Regions from separate parts of the Mus musculus genome. Here region 2 is linked to region 1. A link is a loop called in an ENCODE intact Hi-C map of the cell type or tissue named here. Cell type or tissue: left cerebral cortex. All regions are shown on one strand. Links, peaks and the distances in the headings refer to the core of each region. The heading gives the core; the rest is flanking DNA. Region 1 has its middle 29 kb from the start of 4930440I19Rik. Region 2 overlaps Ttn (titin).

Region 1 (8,342 bases), core at 313-8,312:
GCAATCTACAGATTCAATGCAATCCCCATCAAAATTCCAACTCAATTCTTCAACGAATTGGAAGGAGCAATTTGCAAATTTGTCTGGAATAACAAAAAACCTAGGATAGCAAAAAGTCTTCTCAAGGATAAAAGAACTTCTGGCGGAATCACCATGCCAGACCTAAAGCTTTACTACAGAGCAATTGTGATAAAAACTGCATGGTACTGGTATAGAGACAGACAAGTAGACCAATGGAATAGAATTGAAGATCCAGAAATGAACCCACACACCTATGGTCACTTGATCTTCGACAAGGGAGCTAAAACCATCCAGTGGAAGAAAGACAGCATTTTCAACAATTGGTGCTGGCACAACTGGTTGTTATCGTGTAGAAGAATGCGAATCGATCCATACTTATCTCCTTGTACTAAGGTCAAATCTAAGTGGATCAAGGAACTTCACATAAAACCAGAGACACTGAAACTTATAGAGGAGAAAGTGGGGAAAAGCCTTGAAGATATGGGCACAGGGGAAAAATTCCTGAACAGAACAGCAATGGCTTGTGCTGTAAGATCGAGAATCGACAAATGGGACCTAATGAAACTCCAAAGTTTCTGCAAGGCAAAAGACACCGTCAATAAGACAAAAAGACCACCAACAGATTGGGAAAGGATCTTTACCTATCCTAAATCAGATAGGGGACTAATATCCAACATATATAAAGAACTCAAGAAGGTGGACTTCAGAAAATCAAATAACCCCATTAAAAAATGGGGCTCAGAACTGAACAAAGAATTCTCACCTGAGGAATACCGAATGGCAGAGAAGCACTTGAAAAAATGTTCAACATCCTTAATCATCAGGGAAATGCAAATCAAAACAACCCTGAGATTCCACCTCACACCAGTCAGAATGGCTAAGATCAAAAATTCAGGTGACAGCAGATGCTGGCGAGGATGTGGAGAAAGAGGAACACTCCTCCATTGTTGGTGGGAGTGCAGGCTTGTACAACCACTCTGGAAATCAGTCTGGCGGTTCCTCAGAAAACTGGACATAGTACTACCGGAGGATCCAGCAATACCTCTCCTGGGCATATATCCAGAAGATGCCCCAACAGGTAAGAAGGACACATGCTCCACTATGTTCATAGCAGCCTTATTTATAATAGCCAGAAGCTGGAAAGAACCTAGATGCCCCTCAACAGAGGAATGGATACAGAAAATGTGGTACATCTACACAATGGAGTACTACTCAGCTATTAAAAAGAATGAATTTATGAAATTCCTAGCCAAATGGATGGACCTGGAGGGCATCATCCTGAGTGAGGTAACACATTCACAAAGAAACTCACACAATATGTATTCACTGATAAGTGGATATTAGCCCCAAACCTAGGATACCCAAGATATAAGATATAATTTGCTAAACACATGAAACTCAAGGAGAATGAAGACTGAAGTGTGGACACTATGCCCCTCCTTAGATTTGGGAACAAAACACCCATGGAAGGAGTTACAGAGACGGAGTTTGGAGCTGAGATGAAAGGATGGACCATGTAGAGACTGCCATAGCCAGGGATCCACCCCATAATCAGCATCCAAACGCTGACACCATTGCATACACTAGCAAGATTTTATTGAAAGGACGCAGATGTAGCTGTCTCTTGTGAGACTATGCCGGGGCCCAGCAAACACAGAAGTGGATGCTCACAGTCAGCTAATGGATGGATCATAGGGCTCCCAATGGAGGAGCTAGAGAAAGTAGCCAAGGAGCTAAAGGGATCTGCAACCCTATAGGTGGAACAACATTATGAGCTAACCAGTACCCCGGAGCTCTTGACTCTAGCTGCATATATATCAAAAGATGGCCTAGTCGGCCATCACTGGAAAGAGAGGCCCATTGGACTTGCAAACTTTATATGCCCCAGTACAGGGGAATACCAGGGCCAAAAAGGGGGAGTGGGTGGGCAGGGGAGTGGGGGTGGGTGGATATGGGGGACTTTTGGTATAGCATTGGAAATGTAAATGAGTTAAATACCTAATAAAAAATGGAAAAAAAAAAACTTCACTTATAACTTAGTTATGGTTTTAAACCTTCAGTGAACCTGTGGAGCTGAGACAAGTGATGGGTGTTTAGCCAGATAATTACTCCTAATGGATATGCATGCAAACATTCTCTGGTGTAAACTTCTATTTCAATTTATGATTTGATTTTCTGTGTGAACTTTTGAAGAACTTTTTAACATGTGATCACGCATTCTGAATGATGTTTAAGGGCTGAGGACAAAGAGAAGAGTCAGATTTGAGGAACTGAGATGAGGGGAGCGGAGGTGAGAAGAACTGAGCTGAGGAGAAGTTTTAAGACAGAACACTTTTTAGATTAGAAGGAAAATGCAGAGTGGAATAACTTAGAAATTATAGGTAACATAAAATACTAAGAGAGCAAAGTTCAGAATGCAGAGGGAAAGAGGAAAAAAGATGTCACAGAGCCGAAGGAGCAGGCAGGCTTCTCCTTACCATGGGACAGAACAGGTCCTATGATAAGGACAAGGCAGGTTTAGTTTTATTAAAATAAACAAAGCTTTTTTTCTTTCAAACATGGGTTTAATTCACTTAGCATTAAAAGGGTAGAAGCCTTTTCTTTCTCTATGTAATAAAGATTGGAGCAGCTAGAACTGACCCTAACCAGTTCTGAGGCTGAAGCAGGTTTATTTTTCCCTAGTATGCTTTTATACCATTTTGATACATGATCGTAATAAGTTCAGTTCTAGGTTAAGGAACAAGCAAGGTAATAAACACAAATAGTCAAGGAACAAACAAGACAATAAACAAAGTCCAGCGATCATTGCTTCTAAGGGCTTACTTATCAAGCTATCTGAGCCTACTTTCCTGTCATAACCCAAAGTCATATTCTTACCTGAAGCCTACTTCTTTGTTCTAGGCTAAAATCAGATTCCTGCCTGATCTTACTTCCCTGTCCTGGCCCAATGTCAAATTCCTGCCTGAAGTCCATTTCCTTGTCCTGGCCCAATGTCAATTTCCTGCCAAGTGGGCCCCCAAAAGCTCTCCACGCAAAACTCCGAATTTAATGCCAGATCTCTGTAAGTTTGAGGTCAGCATGGCTTACACAGTGAGTTCCAGAACAGCCATGGCTACATAGTAAGACTCTGTCTCAACCATCCAAACCAACACATGAACAAAAAAAAATTAATTTAAACACCTGTGGTTTCCTGCATGTCTTTGAGAAACAAGCAGCCATGGATAGAAGGTATCTAAAAATAGACTTTGCATCAAACTGATAGAGCTTTCTCAATGTTTTCCTAGATTATAAAATGAAATAGTCTTCCATAGTTTTCAGTCAAGTTCCCTTCCTTTGGAGGTGGTAGAAGCTGGGTTAGAGTGTAGAGGATCTTGAGACCCCCCTTCCCCCCTCAAACCATGCAGTTTCCCCAGCCCTAGGGCAATAGTTGTGGAATATTTGAACATGCATCTTGAATTGTAGTCTAGACCTAGCCCTGCAGGGAGCAGTGGACCCTGCTTGCAGATGTTGCCCTGGCTCTGGACTTAGTCTTTTGGAGTTTAATTTTGGCTCCATCTCAGCCCTCGCTGTTTATCTAATTGCGTTTCAGGACTACAACCTATCTAGGTGTAAATAATGAGCTAACTGTGACTTAATGTGTTTGGCAAAGGGAGAATGTCATTTCCCCAAGGAGGTTAGTCTACTTTGCCCTCTGACTTATGCTTTGTCTCATTTCTGTTATTGATAGGCTTGACTCATGCTGCTGCTATGTCTTCTGTATTTACTCTTTCAGCCTTAGAGCGGGTATCCCTACTGACCTCTGAATTGACCCCTGAATAAGAAGTCATTAGCACCATCATATAAAGAACTATGGAGTTATATATCTATTGCATCTGTACTTTTAAACTGAAGTTCCTATAAGTCAGTACTGTAAGCATGGAGTGGGGAGCACTTGGGAAAGGATTCCTGCTGTCTGTTTCCAAGGAGACAACGATTTTCTTTACTTGACATTTCCCAAATGGACCCTATTAGGGTGGTGAAGTAACACTTAGTCTTGTTTCTCTCACACCCACTAATTGCTGCTGTTGTTACAACAGCAATGTGTTCTCTGACCTGCTTATAACACCAAGACAGCTTTGGTAACCAGAGCCAGAACCATGTATTTGTTTTGTTTTGTTTTGTTTTGTTTTTCCATTCTGTTGGCAACAATACATCCCTCCAGCCGTTTTACCCGGTGACCTTGTTTGGGGAATTATTTGAGTGTTTTCAGAGGTGTAATGCCATGATCCCCCACCCCAGTGGTTGTGAGCTGGTCTTGACATGGATGCTAAGTCCCTGGAATCTAGACCTGAGAAGGGATGCCGCATCGCTTTATCCCAGCATATTGAGGGCTTAGGGCCGAGGAATTTCAAAAAGAAATACTGACCCCTTGTGGTATGATATTATATTCTAGTCAATCAGGTGAAGAAAAGTTTGGAAATTCAGAATCTTCCTTAAATATAGTGAATTTTGCTTAAAATGACACAAAATGATGCTGAGTGTATACAGTAGTTTACATGCTAATTAGTAACAATAGGAAAGGGGACAGAATGACTATTTTATACAGCCATACAGGGAATAACATATATGTTGCATTTTTAAAAAGCTTTATATTGGCAAATCTCCTTAGGGTCTTTGCTTTAATATTCTCACATAATTCCATCAGGAAAAATCCCATCCATAATAGTTGATTTTATAGAGTGCTTTTCACATGAAAGAAAATGTCTTCACATGTGACCTTATTTGCTCTTCATACCAACTGAGGCAAAGTGTGGCTGTTCTTTGTAGTTTAAAGAAAAAAAAAACATTAGGAAAGTTTAGTAACTGATCCAAATGAATATAATTAGAAAGCCTGAGCTGACACAATGGTGGCACACACCTCTAATCCCAGGACTTGAGAGGCAGAGGCACGTGGATCTCTGTGAGTTCAAGGCCAGCCTGGTCTACAGAGCAAGTTCTAGGGCAGTCAAAGGTACACAGAGAAACTCTGTCTTGAAAATCCAACCAAACCAAACGCAGCCAATCAACCAACCAACCAAACAACCAACTTAACCAAATGACTAAGGCCTGATTAGACATCTAAATATTAGAAGGGTGTGTCTAAATACAGCGCAGCGCTTCTGGTTTTAGGGTGAAGAGCTTCTATTTGGAAAGACACAGGGAGCACACAGATGCTCACATTGCAGAACTGGGGCTACCAAGTCACTTATCAATCAAACTAATGAAGACATCTTCAGTGTGATAACTCCAGATGCCACACAGATTTCTTTGTCTAGTGGAACAACATTAGATTGTTCACGCCATTTGGTGTGTACAATTTGTGCCCTCAGCAGGTGTGGTGCAATAGTGCCAAGCTAAGGGCATATTTGCAGAAATCATTTGAGTTTAAAAAATAAGTTAGAAGCTGGGCATGGTGGTGTATGCCTTTAATCTCAGCACTCAGGAGGCAGAGGCAAAGGTTCAAGGCCAACTTGGTCTACAGAGTGAGTTCCAGAACAGCTCATGCTGTTACACAAAGAAATCCTGTCGTGGAAAAAGAAATAAAGAATAATTCAGAGAGAACTACATCTACACATTATGCAGAAATGATAAATTGATATAGTATTATATCACTCAAGCATTTTATTTCTTGTATGCTTGTTTTACTGGAATGAACTCCCGGCATTAAAATATTAAACAATATAGGAAAAAGATAAAAAGTAAGTTTTACTCAAATCTCATTCTCCTCACCCATAATAATAACTTTTACTGTGGTGTATATTTTCCAGTCAATTTTCTATCTATTTATACATATTTGCATACATATGAGCAAATATATTATTTTCTGAGAAAATATGTGAGATCTACTTATTCTTTTCTGCTTTTCCCCACTGATAATACACTAGCTATTTTACACACAGTATACCTTGACCGTCAGTACAACCCTTTTATGAACCCTTTTATGAATATATGCATATGTGAACATGTGTATTTTTGCATATATGAATATATGTATATATGTGTATATCCATATGTGTATTTAATGGAATTTTCTTATTAAAATATATTTCATAGTTTGCAGAAATCATTTGAGTTTAAGAAATAATTTAGAAGCCAGGCATGGTGGTGTGTGTACACGTCTTTAATCTCAGCACTCAGGAGGTAGAGGCATTGCATCATATATTGTATCATTATTATATATATATGCATATGGCATACATCATATATACATTATATATGTATATATATACACACATATTGCACTAATATGTGTCTGCACATCTGTGGGTATGCAGATATATTTGGACATGTGAGTGTGGAGGCTGATGTTGAGATGGACTGCTCTTTTCCTCATTTATTGAGGCCATCTCAAATGAACCAAAGCTTACTGCCATAGCTGATATAATTTGCCAGTTTGCTCAGGGAGATGCTCATTTCTGCCTTCTCAGCACTAGATTTGCCCACGGAGTGCCACACACACCTGGGATTTACATGGTGGCTGGAGATCTGAACTCTGACCCTCACATTGTCAAGGGAATCATTTTATCCACAGAATCATCTTCCAAGGCCCATGGATGGATAGACTGGATAATTTTTTTTTTAAATTTGTTTATTTTGTTTTGAGAAAGGGTTTGTTTGGCTTACAATCCCACATTGCAGTCCATCATTGTGGGAAAGTCAAGACAGGAACTTGAAGCAGAAACTTCCACTGTCAGAGGAAAGCTGAGAATTAATACACACATGCATACTTAGCATTCCGTTCTTACTCTCCATTCATTCTTACATACTCCAGGACCCAAACCCAGAGACATCTGTGACGAGCTTGGTCTTCCACATAAATTAATCAAGATACCCCCACCTCCCAAGACATGTCTGCAGGTCAACCGGATCTAGAAGGTTCCTCACTGAAACTAGACTCTAGATCATGTCAAGTTGACCATTGAAGCTAATCACAAAGGGACTTAGGCTTCGACCCAACCACATGAGGCTGACCTGACTATGGCTGCTAATTGAAAGTTTCCATCAGAAGGAATCAGCACTGAGTCGCTGATTTAACACTATTCCCCAGCAGGGCCAACCAGGGTCTTCGTGACAGACTGACTAAACTGAACCACTTCCGTTGTGGAAAGGGCAGAGCCTTTTCCTTTCTAGGCTAATCATTCTTTTATGAATAATTTTTTTAATTTTGAAAATTTCATACATTTATACAGTATTTACTGATCATGAGTATGGGTACTTCTGAAATCTCTACTCTATAGATGATCTATTTTTCTCTAGTCTAAGACTTTAAACATTATACAATCTTAGAGGAAATCATAAACTCGGGAATGTGGCAGCCCAAATACCTCAGGCTTATCTACTTTTATATTTTCTCATCTTTAGTCCCTTTAATGCTGTCCCCATGATTTTTGGTCTCCACAGCTAGTGGCCATTACTATGTAAGAGTTCTTGGAATTGAACTTAACTTACTTGCTTTATGCTGCTCTGGCTTAAACAATAGTACCTCTAAAAGCATAGCTACTGCATGAAACACACACAGATTCACACACCTTTATATTTACATATTATCTTTTACCTTATTGGATATAAAATATGTAATTACACTCAGTAAAATGAAAGTTATTCTTTTGTGTATCACTAAGGTCATATCACAGTAGGTTATGAATATTGTTCTTATTTCAATAAGCCCCAACCTAAAGAGCAGGCTTTTCTTGTCTTGCTCTGTGATGTGATGCAGGTTTGAACACCCAAACCTTCAATCTCTTCATTTCCCATTCTGCTTTTTTGTTCCAGGTTGTACTTAGACTTTTCCTTACAATTTAGTGTCCTGTGCTGCGCTTGCCACCTGACAGGAACCCAATGAACAATTATTAACTTATGAACATGATGCTTTCAAATATATGTTGAGGCATCCGATTACATTAAATTGGCCTTTCCAATCTTATCTATATTTTACCCAACTTGGAAAGATATAGCAGAGATTCACAATTCTAGCACATACACCGTATGTTCACTTTGTCTTAAAAACATTAAAATGGAAAAGAAAAATCACCCGTGTTATCGTTTATATTTCTGAGACTATTGAGACTCAAGGATAACAAACATTTACCAGCGACTGCAGAGTGCATTTGTCTGATTGCTTGCCGGTCTGTGCGCCCAACACTCTCTGCCGAGATTTCTGGTCCAGGCAGTTCCAGCGAGGGGGAAGTGCAATTGCTGCAGCTGCTCTGGTGCTGCTGCTGTCCTGCTGCACTGAGCCTCCGGAGCTGGTAGAGGGCTCAGCTAGTAAGCAGAGGTGCAGGGGAGCTTCTAGCATCGAAAGC
Region 2 (8,342 bases), core at 107-8,106, 1.1 Mb before region 1:
CAATCACGTGTTTACTATATTTAGTTATGAACCTCAACAGAAAAACAGATTAATAATTCATACTATGTAATAGTTAATGGTTTACTAGACATTAGCTTAAAGATGAACTTTTCACATGTGTTAATTCACCTTTTCCTGAGTTATTTGAACTTGATCTCTTTTGGTAGTGATGGCTTCTCTACTTCTTGATACTAAATCTTGCTCTTTAATCTTGGGCGTGGCAACTATGACTTTGGGTACCACTGTTTTCCTAGTTTCCTTCATCATCTAGTTATATGATTTCAAGAGAAAGGTAAGAAAATGTCAATAAATCTCATGAGTCTCTAATTAAAAAAAAAACAAATTAACTGGGAAAAAAGAGGCAGAGTTTTTCCTATTATCCATAGATATTTCATTAAACATCATTGGATTGTCATGACTATCCATAGTATTTCCTGGCAAAAATACCAACATGGGTACAGCTATAAGGAAAAATGGGATTAGAAAAGAACAACGGAGACATACATATCCCCTCTTTCTGTCACACACTTTACATTATAACCTATGCAGCGTTCTAATAGACACTTAAAACTACATAATTTTGTCTTGAATTCTGGAGTCTGCCTTCACAGGAAGACATTAAGTTGAATTATGATCTATTAGTAGCAATCCAAAGAAAAGCTGAGAGTTAGGAATGAGAGTGAAAGCCAGATGGGTGGTAAGGGGCCGTGAGACTGTGGAGAGAAGAGATGCTTAAGAGCCGTGATGACGTGGATGGCTGCAGGTGACGGTGACGTGATGCACGGGTGACTTTCACACCAGCAGGAAGTCATCACCTGTTCATGAGTGAGGTGCATTTGATCCTGTTGTATGGCAGTCTCTTCTTGAACTCCCACAGCTGCCTCTAGTTTTGTGGACTTGGCGGTGGCAACCACTACCATGGATGCAGCAATTTCCTCAGTTTCCTGTCTTATCTGACATTGTGGAGTAAAATGAAGGTTTGAGTTTAAAGGTCCCATAAGGAACAGTAAGACGGCCAGGCCATATTCAGAATGCGGAAGGCTCAGTGATGAGGTAGAAAATGTCACACCCCCTGTGTCAGAGGTCTAAGTGTGGGCTTACCACCTGCCGCTGCTTTTCTGAGCAATAAACATTGCTGCCAAACTTAATAAATTATGCCAGGACTGAAAAGGTGATCTCTTTGGGCTATGGCTGTTGTTGCTGAATGGCTGAAAACTGAGGTTGGCTGAACTCATCAGTCTGCTATGTTGCAATGGTCACAAAGATTCCTATGCTCCAATCTTGCCTGGCCTGACTCCCAGGCCACACGAAGTCCCTTTTGTCCTGAGGACAAGGTAAGGGAAACCTGGGCAGATGACTATGGTTAGCCTTTTTATAAGTACAATGTTCTCAAAAGAAAGTAGCTCTTAGATCAGACAGGAGCTCTGAGGACAGCATGGGTCAAAGAATTCAAAATAAAAGCTCCTGTCCCTTCAAGCTTGGTGACAGAGGGAAGAAAAGTAGTCTTCAGTGACATCAATCTCATATATATATATATATATACACACATTCATTGCATATACATGTGTTTATATACATATATATCATACATAGGCTATGTCTTCCTATATCCTATATGTTTACTTCAGTGTTTATCACCCAGGAATTATGGGTGCTGTCTTCTCTAATGGGCAACTGCTGCTTAGTTAAAGTGCTTGGGGCTAAGGTGTGTGCATGTGTGTCAGCAGGTGAGCATAGATAGGTATGTGTCTTACAACTGCACAATGGCTAAATGTCCCAATCTGAGTGACGGAGGACTCAGGTTACATGTGCAAAACTGATGTGCTAGTGGCTAGTGGCAGAAGTGCGGTGCACCTTCTGTTTATGTCTGATCTGAAGTTCTAGGATAACCTCCAAAACTGTTCGAGCACAGTTTACGTGCACTGCTCACGTGGACACAGAACAGTGAACACAAAAGAGTTCTAACCCTGGACACTGGTCAACAGTAGGAGGAAGAGACACGAAAGAGAGTCTGGTCTGAAGCTCTGGGTATAATGTACACACAGCTGATGACTGGAAATGAGCCATTTGTAAGGATCAAAGCCAGACTTACTGTTTCTTGAGTTATTCGCTTTTGCTCTTGTTTTGTAGTAATTTCTCCCGTGATTCTAGTTTCTTGCTCTTTGGCTTTGGTTGCGGAGATCACTACCTTTGGTACAAATGCTTTTTCAGTTTCTTTTCTTATCTGCAATCAATGAATAAAAACAGGACCTTATTGTTTCCAAATCTACAATGGGGCTAACCCAGCATCAGATCCAACAAAGTAGGAAATCGAGAGAGTGAACCTCCCTTTCTGATATCGTTAATTAAATCTTCACATCTTAATTAATACGAGCACATTTGTTTGCTCTCTGAACCATGCATTAGTCTCTTTAGGGGAAATGGAATGTCGGACTCAGGACTGCTTGTTTTACAGACAGTGGCTACCTACCTTAGCAAGATTTGTGCCTTCTATAGGTGGTCATATGGTAATTTAATTAGGTGCTAATTCTATCAGCCAAAAGTAATCTTACACCTCAGAATATTACTACGGAAGTCTCAAGGAGTAATTTTGCCTGGCTCCTTACTTTAATGTGAAAATCCAAGCATAATTTACAGTCTGCCTTCCTACTCTATTTTGTCTTTTTTTTTTTTAAACATACAATAATGGTTTTGAATATCAAGGCTTGTCTAAAATGGAGACACAATTTTGGTTACTATCTTGGTCAATGTATTGCTCCAATCCTGAGCCATGGAAGGATGTTTCACTTCCATTTGATGTCTAAAGAGTAAGTCCTTCCCATCCTTGGGTATCTTATCACTGAACCTCAGGACCACAGGGCAGAAAGGGACTTGAAAATTAATTTTCTCAAATTATCCTATAATCAACTGTCTCCCCTGACCAACAGTTCTACCAACAGGCCTTCTCCCATCTGTCCACAAGTGCTTTTTAGTCCAACCTCTCACTATTCAACCTACTACATGTAGGTATGTATGTCATACATCCTATATGAAACCCATGTGCTAATGTCCAAGGGGTCAGGAAGCGGCACCAAGCTTTTAATGTAGCATATTCTGTTTTCCCTTACATTCTTGCCTGTTTCATCCACAACACCTGCATCATCTTTCCGTTCTCACTCTGCCTGTTCCCTATCCATAGCCACACATTTAACCTATAATCAGTGTAAATGATTTACACTATATATATATGTTAGATGAGATGAATCCTCATTTTATTTCCAGTAGGAATACTTAGTGACTCTAAGGGGCACTGGTGTCAAGTGCTCAGGAATAGACATACATGAGAGGAGGATGCTATTTGTGTGAAACTAGACACGTGGCCCTAGAATTAACCTGCTTCACAGTAAAAGGTCATCTTAGGTGTTGGCACATTTGCAAATCAAAGTTCACCCCACCTGCTCATGAGATATGTGAGTCTGCTCTTGCGTTGTCACCATCACTTCTCTGGTTCGTGATTTTAGTTCCTGTTCCTTGGCTTTATCGGCAGCAACTACAACCTTGGTTACTGCGGTCTTCTCCGCCTCTTTTCTCGCCTGATTTTCATTGACAAAAGAAAGGAGCCATTTCAGTCCACACCACTTGGAAGTGTACGCTGCTACATCAGGACCAAGCGGTAACAATCAACCCACAGGACAGGGAGGAGAGTGAGAGAGCTTTTAGACTAACAGAGCCTGTTTACACATGAGGTGGCCTTGCATTTATATTGCTTTGCAGCCGAGAATCAAAATGTCACATTTGTTTTGAGGAAAGTAAAAGCCGTGGTCCTTCCGGGAACTTAGAGAAATCTAATGCCAACCCTTGAAAATGTAGCTTCCACAACTAGCTATGGAAATCTGCACTCAGATTTGACCTGCCTTTTGTTTCATGTCTGCCAGGCTCCCACAGTCCCTGGATGCCTTGAAAACAGTAGTTAACTTTTGCTCGCCTCACACAGCCCAGGTATTTCTTCTGACCCGGTCTGCTCCTGTGATATTTACAGCTTAAACACATTTGATATTTCTAGCTTCCTCGGGAAGCTTTTAAAGCCTGGGCCACTGCCTTCAGCACTGTGTGGTTCAGCAGGGGATTTGTATGTCCAATTACTAAGAGCAGAGTTGAGCCGGGGCCGTTCTAGCACCCCCTGGTGGCTTTGTGCTTACCTGTTCTTGAGCAGGTTGTATATGCACAGCAGTCGTGGTTGTCCTCTGAGCAGTTTGCTCTACAGCACTGATGGCTGGTTCTCTCACTCTGGCCATATCAACAGCAGCAACGACAGTCGCAACAGCTGCACTCTTGTCTGTCTCTTGTTTCACCTGTATCAACAAGTACAATGCTTTCTAAAACAACACCCATGGTAGAAAAGTTACAAACCCTTAATGACCAGGAAGAGCAAAATATATGCATATGTAATTTACCTATCATTGCCCAGAAAGACAAGGCCAGCACCATTAAAATTCATACATTATGCCAGCCTCACAGATTAGTCTTTGACTCAAAAAAGATGCTTTGATAAAGGACAACCATATTGATTGTAGTTTTAGGCTCCTATGCATTTCCTCTCTAACCTGTGCAGTCCATGCCTGAAACTGGATCAGAGGAACCAGAAGATGAAATGGAGAAAGGAAAGGGTTCTGACGGTACCTCCTTAGTCCCAGTGGTGATGGCTCCTGCCGTGAATGACGAGCTGACCGACGCACTGGCCGCAGCAGCCGCGGCTCCACTGATGGTCACTTGCTCCTGGACCCCGTATCTCCCTTCCCACCTCTCTTCTCTTCTGATCTGGGTAGAGCTTGTCATTGTCGTCTCTCTCATCTCAGCCTCAGTCGAGGAGGCCACGTAGCCCTCTTGCTTCCAAGGGGGAGGCACCTCGGGGCCTGTGGCCATGGTGGTGGTCTGAGTCTTGCGAATGAGCAGTGGCGACTTCACGGATCTGATCGGGGAAGTGGAGATCCTCCCCGCTGGAGACACGGACCTGGAAACCCAGCGGCAGAGGTCAGAGCGTGGGGCAAGGCACCCCAGCAGGTGTGGTGCGGATTAGATGGTGGAATGGAAATTTGGCAGCACTTTAAGGTGCGGCGTTAAAATGTGAGTTTCCATAACCTATCTCGAGGGTACATCACGAACCTGAAGCCAATTTGTTTTAAATATCAATAAGCCCCACATTTACTTAATTCTAAGTAAGCTAAAGATCTGTGTGCCCCATCTCATTTTCAGGCATGGTGGGGGGGAGGAGAGACAGTAAAAGTAACTCCCTTAAAACATCGCCACAGAAAGGACAGTGTGTTCCCAGCTTCAGTTGGGCATGAGAGACTATTTTGTGGGTGTTACATGGTTTTAGTAACCGAATGCTTGTGCCATTCTCGACTAAAAATAACCCACACGTCCCCCTCCTTTTGTCCTCCCCACCCTCCCCCTTGTCCCCTTTCCCCTTATCTCTCCACAGTCGAAACCACTTCTGTATCTTGTGAATTTCCAGGTCAGGTGGAAGCTTTCTTGCTGAGCTTTGCAGAATTGTTTTGGGAACTGGCTGAGCTCTGCAGCAGGGGACTGCTGTTCTAGCCCAAAGTGCTTGTGGTTAACTCTTTTTAATTCCTCTGAGTTTATTTCTAACCTCACCGTCCCCTTATTGCACTGGGAACGTCCTTTACATAATATTAGGACTATCTGGCAAATCAGCTACTCTGAAGCCTTTTCATTACATTGATAAAGTATCTTCTTCCAAAATAGTTTTCACTGGTTGCCTTGTGTGTGTGTGTATGCAAAATGCAAATAGGAGCTATCAAAGGCTGTGGGCACTGAACGCTGACAATGGTAGCCCAAAAGCTAGATTGTTATCGTTAGCAATCATACTAAGTACAGATCAGCTATCTGAACATAATAGGTTTTTCAAGATTAATTTTCAATTAATTTGTTTTTCCCTATTTTACCTCTTGGTGGCAGTGTTGCTTTACAAATTCTTCACACGGGGCCATGTTTATCAGTGTATTCCGGCACTTGCTTAGGGTATTTAGTTTACATCAATCATAAATAAAACAATTCTCCCAATTAAGCTGAAGGTCCAGTAATATCTTCTTTAAAATACAGAATAATTTTGCAGAATATTACATCAGCCTATTTCATCAAGAAACATTTAATCATTTTCTTGTGAAAGGCCGTGTGGGGAAAAAAACCCAATTTACATTTTAGGAAAGAAATTGTAATCAAAGCTGAAGGGTGGGCTAACAAATATGGCTCTACCGTAAAAAGAAATTGTCTTGGAAATAAAACAAAGACCAGGTTAGAATGGTGTGGAGTCCACGTCAATGGAAGAAAGGCAGAGAGGCAGAGCTTCCTAGTTTGGACTTGCTTTGTTCTTGCTGTTCCTTACTAAGTGGGTTTAATTAAGAAAGAGCTTGCGACATGATTAGCATTATGTGAGTGATTAACAGCGGGCTTCAGGTAAGCCCATAACTGTGAAAATCAATGTAATTTGAGCCATTACCAGAAAGTGCTTATTTTTGCACTTACAATAAAAAAAAATAATCACTCGGTCACAGCTAGCGACAATGCGCCTCGTCCAGTGAAATATGCTTGCTTTATCTACAACAAGAATCAAAATTAAGCCGTGGAACATTTTAGGAAGGAGTCGATCCGGGAAAACCATTATTTTCTTCACAAGCTGGCATTTATATTTTGTAATTATTTTAAAGCAAAATTTGCAGACTAAGTCACCGAATCCCTACTAATAGACTCCCAGAAGGCTAAGATGTCTACTGTGCTCCTTGGCGGTCAGGAAATGTCTGTAATTCTAAATGACCCTCGCATTGAGTATGAGATACAAGAAAGCTGTTACCTCCCAGCGATTACATTTGGCCTGTGTTGTGAGTGATTTCATGGTATACAAACCAGTACACAGCCCGAAAGTAAACACATTAAAAAAAAATGATAGGTATCTTTTTAAAACTGAGCTTTGGTTAAGATTTTGTGTTAGTTCTGGCCAAATTATCTTCAATTATTTTTAAGTGACCAAAACAAAAAATTAGAAGACACTTAGCATGTTATGGTACGTTTTTGAGCATTCACATCATTCCCCACATTTTAAAATTTGTACTGCATGATTCTTTGTTCCATCAGAAATTAGTTGGTGGACTCCTAAATACATCTGGTAGTCGGCATTGTCCCTATTTTCTGTTCTTTGTTACAAGTCCCTCCTATGTCGCCCTCCAGTACTGCCTGTGTGTAGATGGCTTACAAGGTCTTGTTCAGTTAACCCTGCAGCCTGGCCAGCCTGCAGCCTGTTTCTGGTCTGGCATTGTTCACATTGTAGCTAGTTGATGTTCTCTGTGAGAAGGCAGCAACAATGACTCGTCTTCAGAAAGGAGCATGGCTTTTTTTTTTCTCCCTCACATAAATGTACTATTCAGTCAGACAATGACCTTGCTTTTTGCCATAGAGGTGTCTGAATTTTCGTTGGGGATCTGCAAGCCTATTTTTAAAAGCTCTCCCCTATAAACATTTCCTCTAACTTTTTCGTTTTTAGCAAGTGCTTAATTCATTTATTTGTGTGCACGTGTGTCTGTGTGTGTCTCCGTGAGTGTGTGTGTGTGTGTGTGTGTGTGTGTGCGCGCGCGCGCAGGTATGTAGAGGTTAGGGAGTCAGTTCTTTCTGTCCACCAGTGAGGTGCCAAGGATTGACCGCAGCTTGGTGGTGAGCGCCACTGCCCACCAAAACATCTTGCTGGCCTCCCTTTAGTTTTTTAACCTTAATCAAGATACCACTTACTCTGTAAATCGTGAGGCTGAGCCTGGCTTTGCCTTCTTCCTTACAGACACCTAATTAGGCCAGTCTTATTTGTGAAGTAAAATACCCTTCCCCTTGATTAAAAAACAAATCCCCTATACACTGAAATCTACTCCTGTGCTCTCTAGTCTATCTGTGTCCTTAATGTGCTGGTCTGCTGCTCTCCATTTTACACAGTTGGGCATCAATACGGATCCTCACATACCCAGGTGAGCAATATTCCACTAGGCTATACCTTAGACCCATCATATCATTTTGATTACAGTGACTTTACAGTGAATTTGGATTTTTTTTTTTTAGGCCAACTATCTCATTATGGCACTTTAGTTTTCATAGCAAGAGGACTTGATCTATATCATCTTAATTCATTTGAGTTGATTAAAATACATTGTGCATGGGGGGGTGTGCTCAGATTTCGTAGAGTTTTTTTAGCTCATTATATTAAAAGCCTCATTATAGACTAAATCTCAAAGTTTCAGTTGCCATGGGTAATTCCTATTTGATTGTATAATTTCTGAGCACTGATGATATAGGCTCACCTCAGA

What was found. A loop is a pair of places that touch in the nucleus more often than their neighbours do. Peaks named below come from ENCODE experiments on the same cell type or tissue, not always from the same donor. Only the 100,000 strongest peaks of a DNase experiment are listed, where the experiment ranks them.
Region 2: it touches region 1 in a loop (6-fold over the local background); 3 of 42 quality-filtered maps call a loop at or near these places.

Annotation. Positions count from the first base shown.
Region 1 is chr2:78,017,728-78,026,069 of GRCm38, forward strand. No RefSeq gene overlaps it. Among named protein-coding and RNA genes, the nearest start is that of 4930440I19Rik, 29 kb to the right of the region's middle. In left cerebral cortex, for the core only: a CTCF peak has its summit at 4,451 (motif pointing left); a DNase peak (open chromatin) is centred at 4,299.
Region 2 is chr2:76,964,962-76,973,303 of GRCm38, forward strand. It overlaps Ttn (titin), which reads right to left. Exons shown (of 313, transcript NM_011652.3): 7 at 4,660-4,990; 8 at 4,179-4,331; 9 at 3,435-3,572; 10 at 2,093-2,224; 11 at 816-953; 12 at 130-267. Among named protein-coding and RNA genes, the nearest start is that of Ttn, 13 kb to the right of the region's middle. In left cerebral cortex, for the core only: CTCF peaks have their summits at 4,166 (motif pointing left) and 5,944; DNase peaks (open chromatin) are centred at 4,152, 5,902 and 6,331; H3K4me3 peaks cover 578 bases.